2 separate regions of the Homo sapiens genome follow, and region 1 is linked to region 2. A link is a contact called in ENCODE Hi-C or POLR2A ChIA-PET data. All regions are on one chromosome and are shown on one strand. Each heading gives the region's core, a stretch centred on a gene start or an enhancer-like site at or near the end of the contact. The rest is flanking DNA. Distances are from core to core; before and after follow the strand shown.

Region 1 (4,643 bases), core at 1,206-3,705, 98 kb before region 2:
GATCCTTAGTCTAGAGTTCCTGGGGTAGAGTGCCCAGGGACACAGTCCCTAAGAGCCTGTGATGGTTAATATTGTCAACTTGATTGGAATGAAGGTTGAAAGTATTGTTCCTGCGGGTGTCTGTGGGGGTGTTGCCAAAGGAGATTAACATTTGAGTTAGTGAACTGGGAGAGGCAGACCCACCCTCAATCTGGGTGGGCACCATCTAATCAGCTGTCAGCACGGCTAGATAAAAGCAGGCCGAAAATGTGGGAGGACTAGACTGGCTGAGTCTTCTGGCCTTCATCTTTCTCCCATGCTGAATGCTGCCTTCTCTCAAACATCAGACTCCAAGTTCTTCAGTTTTTGGACTCTTGAACTTATGCCAGTGGTTTGCCAGGGGCTCTCAGGCCTTCAGCCACTGACTGAAGGCTGCACTGTCGGCTTCCCTACTTGTGAGGTTTTTAGGACGCGGACTGGCTTCCTTGCTTCTCAGATTGCATGCAGATGGCCTATTGTGGGACTTCACCTTGTGATGGTGTGATCCAATACTCCTTAATAAACTCCCTTTCGTATATACATCTGTCCTATTAGTCCTGTCTCTCCAGAGAACCCTAACTAATACAGAGCCCTTGATCCCCGATGACCCACCAGCAGAGAAACCCAGGTGTCCTCTTACACTGACTGGCATCCCGGGGGTCCTTGCCCAGCTCCAAAGTGAGCTGCATGAGCAGGGTCTGGTGAATGAATGCCTCTGCACAGTTGCTGGCACATCTCTCAAAGCCCCGGTCCAAACCTTTTAATGGACTACAAAACACTGCTGGCCGCGTCTCTCCCCCAGCTGACCATTTGTAAATTGCTTTCGCCCTGATGCCTGATGGGGTGAAAAATGCATTTCCCATATCCAGACTGCAGCAGGTGGATTTCTGCCGCCACTGCAGCAGGAGCTCACAGGGCCAGCCTGGCAGCTTTGGCCCTGGCCCTCAGCCTGTGAGAGCACTGGTGGCCTTCTGGGAGTGGGTGGGCAGGTGACGGGCCCTGTTTGGGGACCCTTGCCCACACACCACAGGTTCTAATGGCTGGAATGGGCAGGGGCGAGGGTGGTCCTCTGATCACTGGTCACAGGATCTGCTGGAAGGGAGCCTCCGCTCCCACCCTGCTTCACTGGGTCCTGAGCAGGACACTGAATCTCAGGCCTCAGTTTTTGTTCTCTAAATGAGGCCCCTATTGAGCAGGTCCTTGCTTTGTGCCTGGCATCTTATTTCTCATGTCCCTGGGGTCTGTGCTGCTGCTCCCTCCATTCTCCATGCCAGGTTTGTTGCTGTGTCCTACTAGGGCTATCTGACTCCAGGGGGACATCGGGTACACTGGTGGCACTGCTAGGTGCCCACCCAGATTGAGGGTGGGTCTGCCTTTCCCAGTTCACTAACTCAAATGTTAATCTCCTTTGGCAACACCCCCACCCTGAGGACCCCTATTGTCCTCAGGGCCGTCCCCTCTGACACTGCCAGCAGCTGTTGGGACAGCACCATGGCATCTGCCTTCTTGGAGGGCTGCCGCCTCTCTGTCCCCTTCCTCTGAGTGAGACAGAGAGGAGTGAGAGCTGGATGCTGTCACATCATCTTTCCGGGGTTCAGCATGGGTGCTGGTTAGGAGCACAGGCCTCTAAAACTCTGTCTCTGCCTACAGAAGTCTCCATCCCCCACCCATAAGCTGGGGGTGCCCTCTACTAGAAATGGGTTAGCACTAACATTACAGACAATAATAGTAGCTATGATTATTTAGATGACTTTTCTCTTTAAAGGAAAACAGTTATCACTTAGTAAGTATTGAAAAAAACAGCAGTAATTATTATACTGTCTAGCCAAAGCCTGTTCAAGTTCCCTTTTAACTTTCTCTTCTTTGGGCTAAAATTAGATTTGTGTTTTCTTTTAACTCAATAAACAGTCACTGAGCAGCCTCCACGTATTAGATTAGACGATCTCCATGGTAATCCGGAGCGCCTGCATCTGATTAAATCTGTACCCAGGCCTCCGTCCAAGGCTGCGGTCCCTGAAAGGAAGTCCTTGTGGAAAAACAGTAGCTTTCAATTACCGAGTGTTTCTGTCGTCAGGCTTGCGCTAAGCACTTTATATACAAATTGGCATTTAATGACCAAAACAGTCCCATGGCGGGGCTTCTAATCCTGTTTTACAAATGGGATAAGTGGAGTTCAGAGAAATCCAGTAATTTATCCAGAGTCCCTCAGGTACCAGGGGACAGAGCTGGGTCCAACTCGGGTCTGACCCCGAGGCTGTGCCTTTTTCTCCCAGGCCACGCTGCAGACCCCAGGGAGTGGCACAGTGGGAATGAAACTCTGAGCCACTTCCGCAATTTAGCCTGTTAATAGGAAGCGAACATCTACCCCCAAATGCTGCTCAGACTGGCTCATTTGGCAGCTTCCTCTGATGAGCTGAAATGCTGCTGCTCTGCGGCCACCCTGGGAGTCTCATTCTGGTCTAATGGGCTCTGATGGGCAGTTAGAGATGTGATAGATAAAGCAGAGAATGAGTTAGCACCTAACCACGATGGGGGCAGGCAGCCTCTTCCTAAGCAAAGAGTCCGGTGGGACCGAGAGCTACGTGATGGAAGGGCTCTGTCCCCAACCTGGGAGGGGTTGGGATACTTAGGTCAGGGAGCAGAGTTGGAGCTAGAGTTCCACCCTCCTTCTTCCTCATCTGCTCAGAAACGGAGTGATGAGAACATAAATTCAGCCCCAAGGAGTCAAGAAGGACCTGAGAGGCAAACACTGAACAGCCAGTGCCATCTCATGCCCCACCCCACAGCTACCCCAAGAAGTAGGTACTCTGATTATTCTGTTTTCAGACGAGGAGTTAAGGCTCAGAGAGGTACCCGGAGTTACACAGCCAGTAGGTGGCAGAACCACGATGGCCAGACCCCAATCACAGCCCCACCTGAAACTAGACTCCAGCCTAGGAGCCTTGCTTTCTCCTGAAGACCCCACTGGACTGAGACCCCACCACCTGGAGTGCATCTACTGTGCTGGCTAAAAGAGCTGCTTGCTGGAAGCCCAGGTTCCCTGATGTCCGTCTTGCTGCAGAAGTCCAGAGCCTCATGTCAGCCGCCTCCCACAAATCCAGGTCTGGCCAGTGCCCCTTGCCCCCACTCTCAGCAACAACAGCGTTTCCTAGAGCTGTGCCCCAGGTCCTGATGTTCCCTGGCTGAGGGCCCTTGGCCAACAGACTGCGCTTCTGTTTTCTCCTTGGCAAGAAGAGGGCATCCCTGAACATCAGCGTGCTGAACTGTCACTAAGGGAGCTAGTCAGTAATGCAGCTTTTACCCTCCCCACCCCTCCCTACCTCCCTGAGATTCTGAGTCTGCAGGTCTGGAGCAGGGCCCAGAAACCTGCATTTCAGCCTCATGCTCCAGGTGACTTGGCTGTGCATGGTGGGCCCACCACACGTGGGGACAGGTGGGCTAGATTAGGTCTCAGGTTCTAATTTCTATATTGTATGAAAGTTGTCAATCAAAATGGAATCTCTTGTGTTGAAAACACAAGAGAGCCGGGGAAGTTCATGAAGGAAGTGTTCTCACACTTGGACGCCTTGGATACAAAAAGTATCACAAAAGCCTGCAAACCCACAACCTTGCACAAAGGCTATCACAACCTTACACAACAAATACTTCTGCAAGGACATCTGCCTAGCAACTGCCTGTCCAACCTTGGACTGGCGTCACCCTTGTTATTGATCTTAGTAGCCAAGGACAATTATTTCAAAACAATTATATAATCCTTCTCATTTTACCTTTAAAAACCTTTGTCTTCCTTTGCATGTCTGAATACACACACTGTTTATTATGGCGTGTGTATTCCCATTGCAGTGCTCTATTCCCAAATAACAATTTTCTTTCTTTTTTTTTTGAGACACAGTTTTGCTGTTGTTGCCCAGGCTGGAGTGCAATGGCACAATCTCGACTCACCACAATCTCTGCCTCCTGGGTTCAAGCGATTCTCCTGCCTCAGCCTCCCAAGTAGCTGGGATTACAGGCAGGCACCTCCACCCCGGCTAATTTTGTATTTTTAGCAGAGACAGGGTTTCTCCATGTTGGTCAGGTTGGTCTTGAACTCCTGACCTCAGGTGATCCGCCCGCCTCAGCCTCCCAAAGTGCTGCAATTACAGGCGTGAGCCACCGCACCCGGCCCAAATAACCATTTTCTTTTGGAGAGCCTCTCTTTTATTTAGGTTGACAGTTGGCTGATTGGGGATAATTCTAAAGTCATCTTTCAACTTTTCTCATCTTAGGGCTAAAATTAAAATTCCAGTTTAGTGGGGCCTTGTATTTAATTCTGCCACTACTCCCTGAGCTCCCGTGATGGCATGTGACCTGGAGTGGGAGCTGCTGAGACACACAGTCGGTGGTCCTTGTCCTCCTGGAGGTTCACATAATAGAGTCCTTGGTGGCAACTCAGAGCCCTCGATGTAGGTCCAGAGGTCAGGGACACAGGTCTTTTCTGGAATTCATGCTGCTTTTCCCCATGAGTGCCTCAGCCTCCCGGAGGGATCCTGTCCAGGGCACCCTCTTCTCCGGCCGCAGCTCAGACAGGGACGTCACATCTCGGTGGCTGATTAGTCCTGGGGAACCTGCCATCTGCTGGCCCAGTC
Region 2 (4,523 bases), core at 1,143-3,642:
TGGGGCCTGGCAGCCTGCTCTCTTTATGAAGACATAAAGTCTTCATGGCGGTCATGGCGTATTATTTTTTATATATTGCTGAGTTATATCTGCTAATATTTCACTAAGAATTTTTGCATCTATGTTAGTGAAGGATGCTGGTCTGTTCTTAAAAAGATTTGTAGTATCCTTGTCTGATTTTGGTCTCAGAGTAATACTAGCCTCATGAAATTAATTGGAAAGTGTTCTTCTTATTATTGTCTGAATGAGATTGTGTAGAATTTCTATTAATTCTTCTTTAAGTGTTTGGTAGAAGTCTCCAGTGAAAATATTTGGGCCAGGACTCCAGAGTTTGCTGGCACAGTGGTGACCCTGCCACAAATGTCCTCATCCCAGGCCTTCTTTGAGGGTTTGGACTCAAGTTTTCAGAATGTCCAGAAGTGTCACCGTGACTGCAAACTATGGAACCTGCTGCACAGCCTGACCTGAAAGAATGAGTAGAGGATGCCTTTCCAGTAAGCTCATTGAACCCTGGGTGGTTAAAGTTGGCAAATGGTGGGAAGTAGATGCTGGAGAAGGGAATATCTCTAAGGAGAGTAGCACCAGGCCTTTGTAGAGGCCAGCCAGGCTCTGAGTGCAAAGCACCTTCCCGGCAATGAGGGTGGTAGAGGTCCACTTGTGGGTGGAAGCTGTGACCTCACCCTGATGGGGAAGGGGGAGGCACTGCCTCATTACTGCTAGGGGAGGTAGACGTTCAGGTTTTCCATTTGGCCTCTGTTGACACTCTAGAGGGAACTTATTTCTCATTACTGCTGTACAATAGTGAAAGTCTTGACCCTACTAAAGGCCCCGTCTGATACCACCCCAGTAGGGAGGGGGAGGGATCCCTTATTACTGCTGGGTGGGGTGGATGTCCCAGCTCCATGGATACTGGCAGGTTGGGGATGTGGAGAAGGAGATGGGAGTCATTAAGGTCTGGCTGGAATGGAAGTCCTGGCTCCCTGCTTGGCCTCTTCGGATCCCACCCCGGTGGGAGTGTTGGGGTGCCTTGGAAATGTAGAAGTCTGGGCCTTCCGCCTGGCTTTGCTCACGTGGGTGTTGGCCACAGTGTTCGTTCCTGTGGTCTGTGGCTGGAGTGGAGCAGTCATCGTCCGAGTTATCTATCTTGCTAAGCTTTTTTTCTAGGCTTGACTAGAGACAGCAGGCCTTTTGGGGTGGCTTTTGGGCTCATGCCTGATGGTATTTTTGTGCTGCCAGGCTTTTCAGCTCCAAGTCTGGGATATACGAGGCAAAAAGACAACCCAGGGAACTCTCCACTGTGTTGTACCCCGGATTCTGCGGTCCTTGTCTGGTCTGTCTCATTTCCACCCTTCAGAGTCTTCTTATCTTTTCTTTTGTGTAATATCCAGGATTTTTATTTATGCTTGGCAGAAGCAATAGGGAAAAGCAAATCTATTTTCTTCCTGGAAGCAGGAGTTCCAAGATAATGTCTTTAAATGCATAAAATACTATGCACAGGTTTACAAAGGAAATCAATTATACTAAAACATATATATCCCAAGTGTGGACTTTTTAATATTTTAATATATGTGTTTCTTGATTACTATAGTAAATACGCTATCTAGTGGCAGGTTGAATGGTCACTGTAATATTGAAATAATGATTTGCATAAATGGTATTCTGAGAATTTGCCACAGTTGCAGGATAATGTCAAATGATCTGTGATTCCCACTGGTGACAGAGTCACTGGTTTCTCTCATACAACTCTGCTTTTTTGTCCACATTTATAATGGAAGGAAATGACAGATTTTAGTTATAGATGAGTGAAAAATAAAAGTCAATTGTTTTCTGATCCCAGTTCACAGACCCACTGAATTCTTAACCCTGGCTCACAGCCCCTGCTTTTAAGGATAAAATTGGATATATTGTTAACCTCGAGCCCAGAGCAACAACAGCAAACCTTATAGGCAGAGATTTCTGGCAGACTTAAAAAAAAAATCATTTGAGACCAAAAGCCCACAATGATCAATAAATAAGATGATCAGGCAAGGATAGCCAAGAGCACAGCTGGATCTGATTAGGGGATGACAGGAAGCCAAGTTTCTGAGCCAAACACGGGATTCCTGCTGCCCAGGACCATGGACACTGAGTCAGTCAAGTGGGCAAACCCTGTGAGACCCTGGCCTCTGCTGATCACCCAGGAAAGATGCATCTGAGAAGAGGGTGGGTCTTTGGCAATTCAACTGGGCAGAGTTTAGAAACAAGAAGCCTCCCCACCCCTCCTAAAACCAGCCAATTACTCACTCTGCGCCTGTTCCTGCTGCACAAAAGTGATTTTCCTCTGAGGACACTGTGTTCTGAATTCCAACGTTCAGGGCCTGACTCCCAAACAATGGCTATCTGGGCAGCCTCAGATTGGTTTGGCAAATGCACCATGTGTTCATAAAAGGCAGGACTGCATGGTGAAGCCCTTGGAGGACCAGAAAAGCTACATCTGCAGGAAAACGAAATAAGCACCCCAATTTACAAGTTACCAATTTGATCCTATTTGTCTAGGGCTGGCCTGATGCAATTTGAGGGGTGGTTAGAAGTTTCTTTTGCCTCATTCCTTGCTTTTCTATCCTTTTCATTAAAGTAAGAAATAACTGCGCCTCACATTTTAATGAAAAGGAGTGGCGGGAACAACCAGAGGTTTCTAAAGGAAACCTGAAATAATAGTGCAGTTGCTAAGGAACAGGCTGGACAAGTTAATTTTGTTGGCATAACATCTCCTCGTTATTTAATCTCGTAGTGTATTCATTTTATCCATCTGCCACCATGCTACTGAAGCCAGGAAGAGCTGCTACTTGCAATGCCAAGGCTGAGGACAGACCTGTCCAAACCCCTTATACATTTCAGCTGTCAGAGTGAGGTCCCGAGCTTTGATTTCACTGCTGGAGAGACCACCCCCTTCTATTTTGGGAAGAAAGCTGCTGAGGGGCCCACCACTCTGTTCTGCCAGACAAACCTCTTGTTTACCCCAAAAGTGGCTCTGTATCCCTGCTGAACACTAGTCAGCTGGTGTGCTTTTCAAAAAGACCAATGTCTGGTCCCCAGCCCCAAGGATTCTCATTTAATTGCTCTGGAAATGGGGTCAGGCATGATTTTTATAAAGCTTTCCTAAGCGATTCTAATGGGCTGCTCAGGCTGAGAACCACTGATTTATAGAATTGCTACCTTTCCACTCCTGTGTCTCATTTTGAAATGAGCCAGAGCCTCTCAGAATTATTATTCTTTTGGTCATTTTCTTATCACTTTCTCCCTATTGCATAGAAAATTATAAGTATGATAATGAGTTTTTAGTGAGAGCCTGAAGCCAGGGTATGATCTTTTGGAATCCAACAGCCTTGTAAAGCAGGCATTTTAAAATTATCCCAACCTTACAGACAAGGAAACCAAAGCGTGGAGAGGTTGAGTGCCCAGCTGGCTGGTAAGTGGCACATCCAGGATTTGGACACACGTTCCAACTCCAAAGTTCAACTACTCATGCCAGTGACTTCTGTCCCCATGGAGAACCAGCTGGAGAACTTGTGGGTAGAAGCTGTGACCTCACCCTGATGGGGAAGGGGGAGGCACTGGTTCATTACTGCTATTTGGGGTAGACGGTCAGGTTTTCCATTAGGCCTCTCTTGACAAAGGGCTGCAGATGCAAGCTCAGCTTCCACCCATGGTTAGGACCAGCTGGGGTAGAAGGCCTGAACTGGTGGATCAGATGACTCAGCCTGGGCAGTTATGTTTCATCAGCTTGGACGCTGGGTGCCGGCTCTGAGAAGCCTTATGTGGACTCTTCCTCTCAGCCTCCTGGATTCAAATCCAGCCTCCTTCTTACCAGCAAGTGACCTTGGCCGAGTGTCTTAGCTTCTTTCAAATCTGGTTTCCCCACCTGTTGAGGAGGAGGACAAATGCACCTGCTGCGTAGGAATGTCATGAGGGTTACATGAGGTAACACATATAAGCACTTAAAATAGGGGCTAGCACACATTACTCATGGAAGATTAGTTACCCTGGTCAGCCTTATTACCACAGAGCTAGAACTTGGAGGCTGCCTTACTCCTCTAGCCTCCTAAGGCCCAGAGACTCCCGGTGCCTGGCACGATGTCTGGATTCCAGATGCTGGACAGCTCTGAGGCGGTCTCTGGGCTTCCTCAAGCTGGCGCCTGGACTCCCTCCTTCAAAAGCAAGCAGCTGTCTCCAAAGGCCAAGCCACTACCTCTACCTTTGGTTTATAAAAACCACTTCACAAGGACCTCTTTTCACATGTATTAGCAGGAGATTTTTTAGTGCAGGGAGAGAAACGCATCTCAAACTGGCTTTAAGCTGAAAGAGAATTATTGACTGATGCTGGCTGATGCAACTAAGAAGCTGGGCTGGCTTCAGGGTCCAGGGGCTCAAATGAGGTCCCCAGGCTTTCGTCTCCCCGTCTTCAGTGCTGTTTTCCTTTCCTCTGTGCTATCCTCACCCATGGGCAGCTCAGGCATACAGCTTTATAATCAGCAAGTCCCGCT

What was found. Hi-C counts contacts between places; a loop is a spot of excess contacts on that map. ChIA-PET counts read pairs that join two places held with the same protein, here RNA polymerase II (POLR2A). Pooled maps may share reads with other maps.
Region 1: a map of dorsolateral prefrontal cortex shows a loop between it and region 2 (2.5-fold over the local background). The contact joins two enhancer-like sites. A Hi-C loop is called at or near these places in 3 of 168 maps with a recorded cell type or tissue (Caco-2, dorsolateral prefrontal cortex and prostate gland), 1 of 37 single-sample maps with no recorded cell type and 9 of 50 pooled maps. POLR2A ChIA-PET finds 5 or more read pairs at or near these places in 3 of 52 experiments (A673, Panc1 and naive thymus-derived CD4-positive, alpha-beta T cell).

The regions. Positions count from the first base shown.
Region 1 is chr10:118,666,995-118,671,637 of GRCh38, reverse strand. No RefSeq gene overlaps it. Among named protein-coding and RNA genes, the nearest start is that of PRLHR, 74 kb to the right of the region's middle. Within about 2 kb of position 2,455, at least 3 of the 41 ENCODE cell types and tissues checked have a DNase peak (open chromatin) inside an H3K27ac peak, as active enhancers do; they include dorsolateral prefrontal cortex, where a contact is called at or near this core.
Region 2 is chr10:118,569,025-118,573,547 of GRCh38, reverse strand. It overlaps the pseudogene SLC25A18P1. Among named protein-coding and RNA genes, the nearest start is that of PRLHR, 24 kb to the left of the region's middle. Within about 2 kb of position 2,392, at least 8 of the 41 ENCODE cell types and tissues checked have a DNase peak (open chromatin) inside an H3K27ac peak, as active enhancers do; they include dorsolateral prefrontal cortex, where a contact is called at or near this core.